Linked DNA regions of Homo sapiens: region 1 is linked to region 2. Evidence: chromatin loops called from intact Hi-C (ENCODE). Cell type or tissue: psoas muscle. All regions are shown on one strand. Links, peaks and the distances in the headings refer to the core of each region. The heading gives the core; the rest is flanking DNA. Region 1 has its middle 18 kb from the start of GPAM. Region 2 holds the start of MIR6715A (microRNA 6715a).

What was found. A loop is a pair of places that touch in the nucleus more often than their neighbours do. Peaks named below come from ENCODE experiments on the same cell type or tissue, not always from the same donor. Only the 100,000 strongest peaks of a DNase experiment are listed, where the experiment ranks them.
Region 1: a loop joins it to region 2, with 3 times the contacts of the local background. A loop is called at or near these places in 11 of 110 quality-filtered maps.

What each region holds. Positions count from the first base shown.
Region 1 is chr10:112,197,877-112,206,213 of GRCh38, forward strand. It overlaps a transcript of GPAM not described here. Among named protein-coding and RNA genes, the nearest start is that of GPAM, 18 kb to the left of the region's middle. RefSeq lists an enhancer at 4,758-4,807. In psoas muscle, for the core only: no CTCF peak of the experiment used is centred there; no DNase peak of the experiment used is centred there; H3K27ac peaks cover 344 bases.
Region 2 is chr10:112,297,662-112,305,998 of GRCh38, forward strand. TECTB (tectorin beta) reads left to right here. Exons shown (of 11, transcript NM_058222.3): 8 at 408-570; 9 at 1,831-1,903; 10 at 4,440-4,472; 11 at 5,602-7,377. The coding sequence ends at 5,651. MIR6715A (microRNA 6715a) reads left to right here and starts at 1,951; the gene lies at 1,951-2,029. MIR6715B (microRNA 6715b) reads right to left here and starts at 2,027; the gene lies at 1,951-2,027. RefSeq lists an enhancer at 4,710-5,004. In psoas muscle, for the core only: no CTCF peak of the experiment used is centred there; no DNase peak of the experiment used is centred there.

The DNA.
Region 1 (8,337 bases), core at 163-8,162, 100 kb before region 2:
GCATGTATAGGAATCCTACTATTAATTGGGATGTACTTCAAGATTACAACATGGCTGCCATTTACACATGTCAAAATCATAATTATTGTGAACCATTAATTACAAATCACAAAATTACACTGTCCACAATTGTGAAGGGTCTTGGAATGTTTAAAGTAAACTCAATTTATGGTTTTTATCTCTCTGTGCCTCATTTTCCTTATCCATGAAACAAAGCTAATAATAGTACCTACTTTATAGTACTAAAAGGATTAAGAGTTAAAATATGTAAGGCACTGAGACAACACCTGGCACAGAGTGGGTACTAGGTAATGTTTGCAGTTCCTAGGAAAATGTCCAGTCCCCTCAAAGTCTGAAGGTTCCATTGGATCCAGATATCAGTCCCACTTGCTTTCACAGATCATAGCTGGTAAAAGGTGTATTTCAGAATCACAGCGTTCTCCAGATTCAACTTCAGCATGTTTTTCGTTTCCAGGTATAAACGTGCATAGTTTTCCTTTAACAACTATACTACTGATTGAGTCAGTAAAGTCTTTAAAGCAGTAGTTCCTCACTTTTTGGCATCTGGGAACAGTTCGATTATCTGATGAAACTCCAGGCTCTTTCCCAGAAAAAAAGTACATGTAAAAAATTACATTCCATTTCAGCAGTTTCATAACCTCCCTCCAAGGTCATCCATGGACCCCAGATTAAGAATCAGTGTTTGCAGTACAGCTATTATGGAAAACAGTATGGGGTGGTTCCTCAAAAAATTTAAAATAGAGCTACTATATGATTCAGCAAGCCCACTTCTGGATGCATATCCAAACGAATTGAAATTGCTGTATTAAAGAGAGATTTGTACTCCCATGTTCATTGCAGCATTATTCACAATAGCCAAGATATTAAAGCAACCTATGTGTCCGTTGATGGAAGAGTGGGTAAAGAAAGTATGGTGTATATACACAACGGACTACTCTTCAGCCTTGAAAAAAGAAGAAAATCCTGTCATTTGCAATGACATGGATAAACCTAGAGGACATTATTTTTATTTTGTTGTTGTTGTTTTGTTTTTTTTTTTGTTTTGAGACGGAGTCTTGCTCTGTCGCCAGGCTGGAGTGCAGTGGCACCATCTCGGCTCACTGCATCCTCCGCCTCCTGGGTTCAAGCAATTCTCCTGCCTCAGCCTCCCGAGTAGCTGGGACTACAGACACACGCCGCCACGCCTGGCTAATGTGTGTGTGTGTGTGTGTGTGTGTGTGTGTGTGTGTGTGTATTTTAGTAGAGATGGGGTTTCACCATGTTGCCCAGGCTGGTCTCAAACTCCTGAGCTCAGGCAATCCGCCTGCCTCGGCCTTCCAAAGTGCCAGAATTACAGGCATAAGCCACTGCGCCCAGCCACCTGGAGGGCATTATTATATTAAGTGAAATAAGCCAGGCACAGACAGACAAATATGCATAATCTCACTTATATGTGGGATACAGAAATGTTGAACTCAAAGAAGCAGAGAGTAGAATGGTGGTTATCAGCAGCTGCAGGAGGAGATGGGAAATGAGATGTTGGTCAAAGGGTAGAAAGTTTCCGTTAGGAGGAGTAAGTTCCTGGAGATCTCTTGTACAGCATAGTGACTATAGCTAATAATAATGTATACTTGCAAATTGTTAAGAGAATAGATTTTAAATATTCCCACCACAAAAAATTAAGTATGTGAGGTGGTGAATATGTTAATTAGCTCGATTTAATCATTCCACAATGTACATGTGTTAGTCTGTTCTCACGCTGCTGATAAAGGTAATTTATAAAGGAAAGAGGCTTAATTGATTCACAGTTCCACATGGCTGGGGAGGCCTCACAATCATGATGGAAGGTAAATGAGGAGCAAAGTCACATCTTACGTGGCAGCAGGCAAGAGAGCTTGTGCAGGGGAACTCCCATTTATAAAACTATCAGATCTCATGAGACTTATTCCCTACCATGGGAACAGTATGGGGGAACCGCCCCCCATGATTCAATTATCTCCACCTGGCCCTGCACTTGACACGTGGGGATTATTACAATTCAAGGTGAGATTTGGGTGGGGACACAGCCAAACCATATAAGTATACATATCAAAACATCACATTGTACACCATAAATATATACAATTGTTGTCAACTAAATCAAAAAAGAATCACTGTATGAAAGCATGGCTTGGAAGACAGCCACACTTGGATCTTGTTCTTTTAACAATGTTAAAGCAACTGGAGACAGGAGTACATATTTACACATTGTAAGTGGAGACAGGAACACATATTTACACATTGTAAAGGAAATATATATATATATATATATATATATATATATATATATATATTTCAGTCCACACTATATGTATATATATATATATATAGAGAGAGAGAGAGAGAGAGAGAGAATAGTTTTCCTTCAACAACTATACTGTTGATCGTTTTTGAGACAGAGTCTCACTGTTGCCGAGATTGGAGTGCAGTGGCACAATCTTGGCTCACTGCAACCTTGACTTCCCCATCTCAAGCTATCATCCCACTTCAGCCTCTCGAGTAGCTGGGACCACAGGTGCATGCCACCAGGCTCAGCTAATTTTTGTTTTTATTTTTTGTAGAGACAGTGTCTCACTATGTTGCCCAGGCTGGTCTCGAACTCCTGGGCTCAAGGGATCCTCCTGCCTTGGCCTTCCAAAGTGCTGGGATTACAGGCATGAACAACCATGCCCGGCTTTGTAAGGGAAATATTAATTACTATTAGTGAGCTAAGTACTTCCAATAAAAAGTTTTGCTGATGGTGAAGAAGATGAAGAAGGAGAATGAAGAAGAGAACAAGCAGAGGAAGAGAAGGAGTCATTCAAAATGGATAAAGGTAAGCAAACTGAAGGGATACTTTTACCTCTAAATGAGCCACAAGTATGCAATAGTGTTTTGCTACTGTGGAATACTGTGTAGCTATTATTAGCAACTCTGGAGGCAGTTTGAGCAACTGATTATATCTAAGGCCTTCTTTTAAACCTTAAACAGGTAAAATATTTTTATGGGGCTGTCCACAACTGTTCAATGAATCAGACATAAAAGAAATGCTAATTATGGGAACTGAGCTGTGAATTCTGAGTGACCCTAGAGACAAAATGCTTATCTGGTGGTCTTATGTTGCTGGACATTTATTAGAGTTTTGAGATTACATTAACTGATTTTCACCTTAAGTGCTCTACCTGGAGAAGCAGTAAAAGCTTCTGAAAAGGAATTATTTTAAAGAGGTAGTGACATTGGCCAGAAGATGTGTCTGCTGAATCAGGGGGCAGTGTGAGGAGAAGAACCCAAGTAGGGTGTGATGGGCTTGCCACAGCCAAGAGCTGCCACTTTGATCAGGACTCACGAGGACCCTACTCATTCCTCTGTTCAAGAGTGGCCAATGCCTGAGACCAAAGAGGATGGATGATGATACTTAGAACAAATATCATAGAATAAGGTCAAGGTCCCACTTACACTTCTGCTCTTTCATGGTCTCAGCTTGCATCCCTGCCTCTGAGCCAATTATCTTTTCAGGAACTACAAGCTCTCACATTGTTTTGCCCCTGCCTACCTCTCCTCCCTGGTCCTCTATCACTCTCCCTTGCCTTACTCAACCCTCGTCCCCAAGGTCATCTCTCTGTTCCTGGACCATCCCCAGCTCATCACTGGCTCAGAGACTGTGTGGTTATGGTCCCTTCTCCCAGGACATTCCTTCTGCAGACATTTGCATGGCTGATTCATTATTATTTTTAGACCTTAACTTGGCTAGCAACTTTCTGTCCCTTGCCTTGTCACTTTCTTCTATATCATCCTATTTATTTTATTTATAGCACTTAACCCTCTCTGAAAATAACCTGTTGATTTTTTTTTCTTGACCATTGTCTATCTTCCTCATTAGAATGTGAGCTCCATAAGAGCAGGAACTTTCTACATTTTAGTCACTGCGTAGTCCCCAGGCCTATCATAGAAAAAGCACCAAATATATATTTGTTGGATAAAAGAATGAAAGATCATCAGCATAGCTACCATTTATTGAGCATTTACTCTGTGCCAGGCACAAGGCTGTAGGTTTTTCAATTAACTTGCACAACAGCCCTCCAAGATAGGTATTTATCATTCCCATGGTACAGGTTAGGTTTTGCAGAGAGCTTATGCAACTTTCCCAATGTCACAGCTAGCAAGGAACCAAGACTTGATTTGAACCCAGATGTATCTGACTCCAACACTCATTCTCTAAGTCAAAATCAGCACTTTTTAAAAAATCAATGGCCAGATAGTAAATATTTTAGGCTTTGTGGGCTATATGGTCCTGGTCACAACTACTCAACCCTTTTGTAGCATAAAAGCAGCCTTAGACAGTATATAAGAAAATCGATGTGCTGTGTGCCAATAAAACTTTATTCATCAAACAGATAGTGAGCAGTATTTGGCCCAGGAGCCATAGTTACCAATCTCTCCATTAAGTCATTGTTCTATATATGCTATTCTAGAAAGGGGTTTAAAAATGAGGGGGTGAAGAAAAGAAGAACATTCAAATGTGTACTATGTTCATGGTAAGCCCTCTTTTAATAAGTAAGACAGCAGGTAGATAACTGTTAAGTTTAAAAAGGCAAAATAGGAAATTGAGTTCTAATAGGAATTATGACTCCAAACCTTTTGACTGAATTATAACCATCACTTAAGACTACAGTAGAGTTTAATTCAAATAATCTATGACATTTTAAGCAAGGTTCCATTCGCATTGTAGTTATGCATAATTTTACATGCTGACACCATAAAATACCTACATAAATTTTCATCTCAAGCATGTCCAAAATAGTACCAAGCCACTCTGTTAAAAACCCTTCTTCTTTCAACCATGGAGCCTGGACACCTCAGTCTTTCCTTCTCAAGCAAACTTATGAGTCACTGGCCAGGGGTAAAAGGCAAGATATGAATCACGGGTCTGAGCCAGCCTAGAGAAATCTAAAATCTCATTTGGAAAGGTGAACATTATTTGTGCTCTGTTGTTTAGTAATTCAGAGTGGTTCTTAAGACCGAATATCAGCATTGAAGCAAAATATCAACTCGCCATCCCTTGGGTCTAGGCTGGGAGTCAGGGGCTGAACTTTGAGAAGGTGGGAGAACAATGGACAAAGGAGGTAGTTTCAGTGGTGCTTGACGGTGTGTAAGCAATGGGTTAGTGTGAGCTGGAGTGTAGAGGACAGGCCTCCTCTCAGCGCTGTGGTAGGGGGAGCAGAGGGGAGGGAGAGAGAAGCAGTGAAACACTCAGTCTCCTCTTCCTGTTTCATCTAGCTAAGATGGAAATATAGAAACCCCCTTCTCTGGGGTAGCCCTAGGTATTTAGGAAAGTATTAGACAAAATATTCATTTCTCTCTTATCCTGAAGAAAGAGTCCCTCTAAAAACAAGCCTCCAAAAAAGATTCCCTCTGCAAATAGCACACTGGTCTAACACCTTATTCTCCTTAATTTTTGTGTAATTTTCTAAACATGGGCCATAAATGTTTGAGCAGAAAAGCAGCCCCAGCATGGGAGAACCAGCATCTGAAGGGGACTCTGGAGAGGGGCAATCTGCCCCTGCTCTGCCAACAGCCAGCATTGAGGTCCTAGTTACTAAGGCTTTCCCACTCTGCCCCTTTCTAAGCCTTTTTTCTTGTCAGTAACAGAATGAGTCAACCTCAAATTTTTCACCCACTCAAACTTCTGCTTTTGTTATCTGTTTAACATGTTATATTCATTAGTGTTTAGAGTTACCATTTAAGATGATACACATTACTAACAATAATGGATTTCTAGTGAGCACTTAGTATTTACCAGGACTGTGCCACACGCTCTCCATACACTCTGTTATTTAATTCTCATAACTGTCCAACTCGAGAAAGACCCTTATGATTACAGACTTGTCAGATATGATGCTGCGGTTCAGGAAGAAGAACTAAGTTTCCCAAGGTCACACAGGGAGTAGGTGGCAAAGCTGGGATTTGAGGCAGAGTCTGTTTTTTAAAGAACTACTCTGTCTTCATGTTCCTTGGAGCCCCTAGTCAGTGTCTCACTGAGAGGAGGGTACAGCTTCAAACTCCCTCACCCTGAATTCCTTCTCACTGTGACATGAGGCCTCTCTCTATGCCAGGCTACCAAACACCAAGGTGTATTCCGTGGAGGAGATGGCACAGCAGCTGCTGTCAATATCCAAAGCATGGTGTCTTGAGACACTAAGAACCCGTGCCTAATCAGTGCCTCCAGGAGGAGCATGCTGCTAATGCACATGGTAGAAGGTCCCTTGTCCTCAATTCCTATTGCCATTGTCCTGCTCAAGCACACAGATAGAACAATGCTGTCTGCAAATCTCTGGTTATTACAGAATTTTTTCTTTGTTCTTTTTTTTTTTTTTTTTTGATAGGAAGAGACAACCCTTTCAAGGATGGCCCAACTTCAACCGTCTGGTGACACAAGAGATCTGGGGGCTCTTCTTGAAATAGACAGTTGGGGATTTTAAGATGATATATCAGCACTGGCTTGAGTGGGAAGAGGGTTGGGAGTGGGTAGGGGAAGAAGAGTAGGTTGTAAAGATAGAGCAACACTGGCAAAGCTAATGATTTTCACAGATCTGACTCCCTCGGTGGTTGGGGAGAGAAGTTTATTTATTGCATGTCTACTATGATCTGTTGTTTTCCTATAAACTGGGCATTAGGTTCTGACAACAGTGTGAAAATCTGATGTTTTACAGATGAGGAAATGAAGCTCACATGGCTAGTAAGAATCAAAACAGGCTGTGGGCTGTTTATAGGAAAACAACAGATCATAGTAGACATGCAATAAATAAACTTCTCTCATACTGAATGGGCAAAAACTGGAAGCATTCCCTTTGAAAACTGGCACAAGACAGGGATGCCCTCTCTCACCGCTCCTATTCAACATAGTGTTGGAAGTTCTGGCCAGGGCAATCAGGCAGGAGAAGGAAATAAAGGGTATTCAATTAGGAAAAGAGGAAGTCAAATTGTCCCTGTTTGCAGACGACATGATTGTTTATCTAGAAAACCCCATCGTCTCAGCCCAAAATCTCCTTAAGCTGATAAGCAACTTCAGCAAAGTCTCAGGATACAAAATCAATGTACAAAAATCACAAGCATTCTTATACACCAACAACAGACAAACAGAGAGCCAAATCATGAGTGAACTCCCATTCACAATTGCTTCAAAGAGAATAAAATACCTAGGAATCCAACTTACAAGGGATGTGAAGGACCTCTTCAAGGAGAACTACAAACCACTGCTCAAGGAAATAAAAGAGGACACAAACAAATGGAAGAACATTCCATGCTCATGGGTAGGAAGAATCAATATCGTGAAAATGGCCATACTGCCCAAGGTAATTTACAGATTCAATGCCATCCCCATCAAGCTACCAATGACTTTCTTCACAGAATTGGAAAAAACTACTTTAAAGTTCATATGGAACCAAAAAAGAGCCCGCATCGCCAAGTCAATCCTAAGCCAAAAGAACAAAGCTGGAGGCATCACACTACCTGACTTCAAACTATACTACAAGGCTACAGTAACCAAAACAGCATGGTACTGGTACCAAAACAGAGATATAGATCAATGGAACAGAACAGAGCCCTCAGAAATAATGCCGCATATCTACAACTATCTGATCTTTGACAAACCTGAGAAAAACAAGCAATGGGGAAAGGATTCCCTATTTAATAAATGTTGCTGGGAAAACTGGCTAGCCATATGTAGAAAGCTGAAACTGGATCCCTTCCTTACACCTTATACAAAAATCAATTCAAGATGGATTAAAGATTTAAACGTTAGACCTAAAACCATAAAAACCCTAGAAGAAAACCTAGGCATTACCATTCAGGACATAGGCGTGGGCAAGGACTTCATGTCCAAAACACCAAAAGCAATGGCAACAAAAGCCAAAATTGACAAATGGGATCTAATTAAACTAAAGAGCTTCTGCACAGCAAAAGAAACTACCATCAGAGTGAACAGGCAACCTACAACATGGGAGAAAATTTTTGCAACCTACTCATCTGACAAAGGGCTAATATCCAGAATCTACAATGAACTCAAACAAATTTACAAGAAAAAAACAAACAACCCCATCAAAAAGTGGGCGAAGGACATGAACAGACACTTCTCAAAAGAAGACATTTATGCAGCCAAAAAACACATGAAAAAATGCTCATCATCACTGGCCATCAGAGAAATGCAAATCAAAACCACTATGAGATATCATCTCACACCAGTTAGAATGGCAATCATTAAAAAGTCAGGAAACAACAGGTGCTGGAGAGGATGTGGAGAAATAGGAACACTTTTACACT
Region 2 (8,337 bases), core at 307-8,306:
CTTGAGCTTAGGCAGCTGTGGCAGCAGGGGCAATGCTGCACCTGGTGCCATTGTCCTTACTTTGTATGTCCCTCAAGGGCTGGACATATTCCAGTCCTCGGAGGGCCTTATCTCCTAGGGATTTTCTTTCTTTGGGACACAGGTGTAACTTACTAAAAGTGTGACTCTTATAAGTCACTCCCCTCCCATCGTACCTTGTCTATAGAATGAGGACAGTAATACCCATCTCCTAGCTCATCAACTTGACCTCACAGTTGTGAAGATCAAGTGAGGTGCTGCTAATCAAAATGCCTGGGAAGGTTAGAGGTCATATAACCACCTCGGGAGCCTTGTGTGTAAATCGCTCAGCAGCTCTTGCTGGAGTTCAAGGAGATGACAGTTCACTCTTCTTTCCCCATCTGCCTCAGCTGCCCCACGGATGAAACCGTCCTCGTGCATGAGAATGGGAGAGATCACAGGGCAACCTTCCAATTCAATGCTTTCCGGTTCCAGAACATCCCCAAACTCTCCAAGGTGTGGTTACACTGTGAGACGTTCATCTGCGACAGTGAGAAACTCTCCTGCCCAGTGGTGAGCTGCCTCTCTCCAGAAGGACAATGTTACCTAAAGGGTGCCAGTATTGGAGGAGCTGGAGTTTGAGTGGGGAGATCATAACCAGGCCAGGGCAGCTGTGTGCTGAGGACATCTGGAGGAAATGGCACTGAGTATAAGGGCAGATGCTCGTGAGGGCAGATGCTCAGGGCCCTATCTGCCCTGCCTCCAACAACCCACATGGTCTGGCATGTGTCGCCTAACCTGCTGGGACCTGCTTTCTCATCCTTAAGCAAAGTGTGTTAAGTAATGATGGCCCTTCCCTCATCAGAGGGCAGTGTAGGTAAATGAAAGTGATAACAGACTTGGAAATACTTGGAAGAAGTGAAAAGGGCAAGGGAAATTCAAGGTCTAGGTGGCAGGGACAGGCCGTGGAAATAACTCAAAAGGTGGGTGTTTTTAGTCTTGACTGAACAGCCCGAGGGTTCACCTCTGTGACTTCAGAGAGATGCTGCAGAAATTCCCGACACTGGATCATGGCTGATTTGACCACGTGAGAGGAAGGCCTGGGCAGGCTGTGCTTTAACAAGCCAGCAGTCATGCCGGTGCTCACTCAAGCCTGAGAACCACCACTTAGACACTTAGACATGCCAAATCTCAAACTGTTCTCCTTTCTGGTCTCTTTCAACTGGAGACCTCGGTGTTTCCAAAGAGGCTGCTATCCACATAGCCTATAGTAACCAACAAAAATAAGGTCATAATCTCTATTGCTGTTGTTTCATTTGGCCAGAAAATGGTTCTTTATGAGCACAAACAGCAAAAGGGAAAGAAACCAGAGAGTGCAGAGCCAGGGAGAGGAGGGGAGAGACACTGTACAGTTGATCAAAGGATAAGTATCAATGCCATATTTTTAAAAAGAAAGAAAAGAAAATGAACCAGAATACAATTGCAAGTGTCCACTTCTCTAATTATTGTGGTGAGAGTGGTAAGTAGAAGCCTTATCAAAGGAAATGGGATCAATCCCTTCCACACTCAATGACCTCTTCCAGAAGGATTCCCTCTGGCTTGAAGAGTTAACAAAGTAAAGCTTTCTCTTTGTATTCAAGTTGGAGAAGGGATGAACAGTGTGTCTTCTGGGTTATTTTTTAAAAAGGTAACTCATCTCTGTTGACTGGGGAATTGTGACTCCACCCCATTTGTGACCTTTTTAAAATATCTTTTCTTTCTCTTTTCTCCCCTTTGCTCACGCATCATCCCACCTTCCCCGCTTCTCTCCTGTCTGCCTCTCTGGGTCTTCAGACCTGCGATAAACGGAAGCGCCTCCTGCGAGACCAGACCGGGGGAGTCCTGGTCGTGGAGCTCTCCCTGCGGAGTAAGCGTCTCTGTTTTCCTCTGTTTTCCAAACGGTTGAGTTCACGCTGGGCTGCGTCCACAGGCACAGCCGGTTTGAGCATTTTTACTGAATTGCCAAACCAGTCGTGCCTGTGGGCACAACCTTCACCTGCTCCTGGAGTCTTCCAGCCAGGGGTGGGGAACAGCTCAAGCCAAACGAAGGAGTTGAGGTTTGTTATCTACTCTGAAAGTTCTAACTGCACCCTAAATTCAAATACCCCCAAAGAATCAGGAAGTGCTGAGCTTCCAAACAGAGCATGCAGTGAACAATAATAATAGAAAATGAGATGTCATGGGGCCGGGCTCGGTGGCTCACGCCTGTAATCCCAGCACTTTGGGAGGCCGAGGTGGGCAGATCACTTGAGGTCAGGAGTTTGAGACCAGCCTGACCAACATGGTGAAACCCCACCTCTACTAAAAATACAAAATTACCTGGGCTTGGTGGGGCACGCCTGTAATCCCAACTACTCGGGAGGCTAAGGCAGGAGAATCACTTGAATCTGGGAGGCAGAGGTTGCAGTGAGCTGAGATCGCGCCATTGTACTCCAGCCTGGGCAACAAGAGCGAAACTCCGTCTCAAAAAAAAAAAAAAGAAAGAAAGAAAAAGAAGAAAGAAAGAGAGACAGACAGACAGACAGAAAGAAATAAAGAAAGAAAGAAAGAAAGAAAGAAAGAAAGAAAGAAAGAAAGAAAGAAAAGAAAGAAAGAAAGAAAGAAAGAAAGAAAGAAAGAAAGAGAAAGAAAAAAGAAAAGAAAAGAAAGAAGGAAGGAAGGAAGGAAGGAAAAATGAGATGTCATGAGAATGTCATGTGCAAGTCAAAAAACCTTTACTGAGTATCCAGCACTGCCTGGCCTGGCAGGGCACTAGGATTTCAGAAATAAATGTGACCCAAGCAGGCCCTGTCCTCAAGGGATTTACTGTCTAGCAAGGAGAGAGATGTTAGACACTAAGGGAAAGAGAAATTACTGTTAAGGAGGGTGACAGTGGGCTGGTGCCATGGTTGCACAGTTGATCATCACTAATGTGAAAATCCAAAATCCGAATGCTCCCAAATCTGAAACTTTTTGAGCACCCACATGATGCTCAAAGGTCATGCTCACAGGAAATGCTCATTGTAGCATTTTAGATTTCAGATTCCAGGTTTTCCAGTTAGGGATGCTCAACTAGTATAATGCAAAGATTCCAAAATCCAAAAAAAAATCTGAAATCTGAAACACTTCTGGTCCCAAGCATTTTGGATAAGGGATATTCATCCTGAATGGAGCAAAGGGATTCAACCTAGTACAGGGCTTGCAGAAGAGCTCTGCTGACAATCTCCAAGTGAGACCTGAAGGATAGTGTGACATGAAGGGTGGGCAAAACCTGTGGGAAGGCGGGAAGCTGTAGCGGCTCTATCTTAGAGGACAGTCACCAAGCTATGGCCAAGGGCCAAGGCCCAGGTGCCACCTGGTTTTGTGGCCTGGGAATTAAGAACAGTTTTCACGTTTTTATGTGGTTCAAAAAAAGAATCAAAACAACAATATTTCGTGACATGTAGAAATTACGTGAAATTCAGGGCCAGGCATGGTGGCTCATGCCTCTAATTCCAGCACTTTGGGAGGCCAAGGCGGGCAGATCACCTGAGGTCAGGAGTTCGAGACCAGCCTGGCCCTGTCCCTACTAGAATACAAAAATTATCCGGGAGTGGTGGTGCACACTTGTAGTCCCAGTACTTGGGAGGCTGAGGCCAGAGAATCACTTGAACCTGGGAGGCAGAGGTTGCAGTGAGCAGAGATCACGCTACTACACTCTAGCCTGGGCAACAAGAGTGAAACTCTGTCTCAAAAAAAAAAAAAAAATTATATGAAATTCAAATTTCAGTGCCTTTAAAGAAAGTTTTATTAGAACACAGCAACACTCGTTCATGTAGATATTGTCTACAGCAGTGCACTGCAACTACAGGTGGATTTGTGGTAGCAGAGATGGGATGGCCTGCAAAGCTGACAAAATGTACTATTTACTTTTTTCTTTTCAGAAAGCTTACCAACCCCTGCTTTGGAGAGAAAGCGTTGTGAGATGAAACTTTGTAAACCCCCAGTATAAACTGTCTGAAAGGCAATGGAGCACCTGATGGTTTAATCAGGGGAGGATTGTGGTCAGGTTTTGTGTTTTATTTATTTATTTATATTTATTTTTTTGAGACCGTGTCGCCCAGGTTGGAGTGCAATGACGTGATCTCAGCTTCAAGCAATTCTCCTGACTCAGCCTCCTGAGTAGCTGGGATTACAGGCACGTGCCACCACATCTGGTTCATTTTTGTATTTTTGGTAGAGACAGGGTTTCATCATGTTGCCCAAGCTGGTTTCGAGCTCCCAACCTCAAGTGACCCGCCCACCTGGGCCTCCCAAAGTGCTGGGATTACAAGTGTGAGCCGCAGCCCCCAGCCAGGTTTTGTGTTGTAGAAACATCACTCTGAGACTTCTCCTTTCCATGATCTTTTCTTAAACTTTCTGCATTCTCTCTTTACTCACTACAGGCAGGGGATTTTCCAGTCTCTATAGCTTCTCAGGTAAGGAAAAGAGACACTTCTGGGATTTCGTGGGGCTATGCTGTTAAAAGGCAGAGAGTGTTTTAAGAGAAGCTTAACTTTGGCCCCGGCAAAACTTTTAAGGATTGAAAATTATACTTTAAAGCACACCTGAGTGGCGCAGAGGGGGCGAGATCAAGAGGTCTCCCTCTGACCAGCCCCTGAACTCTGAAGAGAGGGAGGAACCGAAGGTAAATCGGATGAAGCAGAACTGGACCTCACTTCCCCAAGTCTTAGTAAAGCCATCCCCAGATGGCTTCCCTTGGATTCCAACATTTACAGAACAAGATTTTCAGTGATCTGTTCATTCAACAAATATTTGAATTCTTGTTATGGCTCTGTCTTTTATTAACTGAGTGACCTTGGGCAATGACCTCACCCCTCCTCCATACCCTAGTTTCCTCTGTGAAATTGGGCTAATAATTGCCCCTATCTACATGGCTGTGGTATAGATATTTAATTACAGCTAAGGGCACTGAACAATGCCCAGCAAACAGCAAACACCCAGTCAGGGTCAGCCATGATTATGATGACTGTACTGGGAACTGGTCTTGTGGCTACTGCCGTGAACAAGACAGACAAGGCCCCTTCCCTTGCCAATATGTGTAGAGTATTTGGGGTTCAATGGGGGACGTGATTTAGAGAGCAGCCAGGGAAGCCCCTTAGAGGAAGAAACATTTCAGCTAAGACCCAAGATCTCACCTGAATGATAAGAAGGAAGCAACTACATGAGGAGATGGGGTAAGACAGTTCACTTATTAATAATCTCACAGACAGATTTTGCTCTCATCATTACAGGAGAATCATGTAAATCAACTTTTAAAATTCCAATCCTAGATTCTCATCGTTTTTAAGTTCTACACTGAAAGCCCTAGAGTACCATGCACCATCACTGATTTCTATTTGTCAGAGGTCCACAACCTAGGTTTATCTGTCAGGTTCTTTGTACTGATAAATGTGAGCTACAGAATCCCCAAGGGATGAACAAAATCGACTTTGTCTAAAATGTGTGGAATTTTATGAAGACCCCTGAGTTAACTCTTCTGTTGAGTTGGCTTTACCCTTGTAGAACTGTCTCTGAGTGCCATCTCCCTCCCCTTCTGGTCCACAGATGTTCTCCACCACCTCATCATGATGTTGGGGATTTGTGCCGTGTTATAGGAGTTAGCCAGGCAGCTGCCGCTCCTCCACCCACAATAGTCCTCAGCGAATGACAAACACATTTATTGTGCTGCCAAAAAGAACAAACAGAAGACCACATTGTTGGGGGGCAGAGAATAGCACTTTGCCAAATATGCACTCCAATAATTTCTGTGAATTTGGTGATGCCTTTTTCTTTCTAAGAAAAACTTAGGCTACTTCCCGTGGCCCTTAGATCTCACAGTCCTTCTACAGCTGGGGGAGGAGCCTCCTTTCTCCATACTCAAGTCAGGGCTGCAGTAAATTCCTTTGAAAGCTATTTTAACTTTAAAAGGTTAGCAGACCCAACCAAGTACTGCTGAGCATTTTGAAGAGAATGTAGGGTGCAACTACAAAGTCAACACTAAATGCACAACGCACATTAATAGCTGACTTTGCCAAAAAGGAGCTTTGTCATTGAGGCAGTGTCATTCTACTTAAGGACCAGAGCTGAGCCCCCACGCAGGGAGTTCCAATCTTTCAACTGATGACATGGGAGATGATGTGGGATTCAGAGTGGAATACAATAGTTTTGCTCAAACCTAATGATATAAAGGAAATAGATTCTTGAAAGCCCCTAGTACTGACCTAATTTGTTTTTATTATACCATTTGTTAAATATATAAACATGATATAGGTAGAAACTCCTTGTTTTTATAGCAGATGTATACTTCTAAAGTCAAAAGAAAATTACAAATTAAATAGGAATATTTACAAAAAGAATAATCACAAGAAGAATACAACTCACATTAATTTAACCTAATAACACGGCATTGCCCCAGTGAAACTGCTGCTGGAAACATGACTATAAAGTGACTCCAATGACACAAGTGCTGTGAGTTTGGTGACCCAATCCTACAGATAAATGCCTTGTGACACTCAATGCTATTTTTTCTCTATTTGCTCTACTAAGAAGTTTTCATTTATAAGAAATGGTCTGATCTCATTTAGCTTTTACTTAAACATCGAAGCTTACATCTGTTTTTGTCTCATTCACTTACAATCATTAGAATGAAGCTAACACAAAATCAGAAACACAAATGCAAATGCAGCCAATGAAAGCATGCAGTAGCACATCTTGGTAACTGGCCACCCCAGTGATCCAGAATATGCCCATATAAATGATTTACATTGTCAACAAAATACAAACTGAATGAACCAATTCTGGTAGAGAATTGGCTGGATTGTGATAGGAAAAGGCAGAGTTCTAAGTCCTTAGTTATGTAAAGACTTAATTAGTAGGCTTATAATTTGAAAACAACACATGGGTTTGTCTCTCTGTATTTAAGGTATTTGAGAAGTTTTGCAATTTGCAGTTTGATGATTCTTTTACAACTTGTGTTAGTGAACTCAGAGATTAAACTAGTTATGAAATCTCCGGATACATGAAGTGTATGTTTGTTTAGTAATAGGCTAAAGTAAAATGACTCAATTTGGTCTAGACTTGGTCTCTAAGCTGGAGTTCCAACGAGTTTAGGATCTCTTCTTTCTGTAAATTCAGAGTTTTTATAGTCAGGAAAAACAGAAGACATATTTTATTGGTTCTAGTAGAAAACTCTTAAATAGCATACTCATAGCCATGTTCAAATCCTTTGCTGTCAGAATAAACCAATGTTGTATTAGTTTTGCTGTATTTCATCATTGTGTTTTATGATCTTGTATCTCTACCTGGCGCTATGGAATAAATAAAATGCCTTAAAATAAATAACCTATGACTACAGTTTACAGTGTTAATATATCATGTTGACAGCTAATTCCCCAATTCTCCCAGGGGTTTCTACAACTAGAGCTTCGTAGACTCGCATATATGCCACAGACTTTTTTTTTTTTTTTTTTTTTTTGAGATGGAGTCTCGCTCTGTCACCACCCAGGCTGGAGTGCAGTGGCGTGATCTCAGCTCACTGCAAGCTCTGCCTCCCAGGTTCACACCATTCTCCTGTCTCAGCCTCCCAAGTAGCTGGGACTACAGGTGCCCGCCACCACACCCAGCTAATTTTTTGTATTTTTAGTAGAGATGGGGTTTCACCATGTTAGCCAGGATGGTCTCAATCTCCTGATCTCGTGATCTACCTGCCTCAGCCTCCCAAAGTGCTGGAATTACAGGCATGAGCCACTGCACCCGGCTTGCCACAGACTTCTAATTATTCTATCCTACCTTTACATTTAAAAAACTCCCAGTATTGGGTTTCTGATGCAAGGAGGTAAAGCCAATCTGTATGATTAACATTTTGGGGAAAAGGTCTTTTGGGTCATCCCTGCCTATAGAGCCCGAATGTCTCTCACCAGTGACTGGATGTGTTTTGACTTGACATTAACTAACAACCTCATGATGTTTGATTACCCTTCTTGTCTCATAACTTCTTCTTTGAGAAAATAAGACAAGGTACTCTCAAAACAATCTCTTGTAAATTCTCAGTAGTTCTAAACACAATTAGAAACATTAAGAAAAAGAAGAAAACTAATTCTCCCCCAGGTATCCTTAGCTGACATAGAACAAATACTGAATATAGATTTAGAAAAGTGTTCTTATCAAAATTCTTAGTTGTGATCCATAAAGACAGTCTCGCTCTCTCTTTCTCCATGTGCATATGTGTGTGTATGTATGCACGTGTGTGTGTATATATATGAGGGTGTGCATACATATATATGTGCATGTGTGCACACGTGG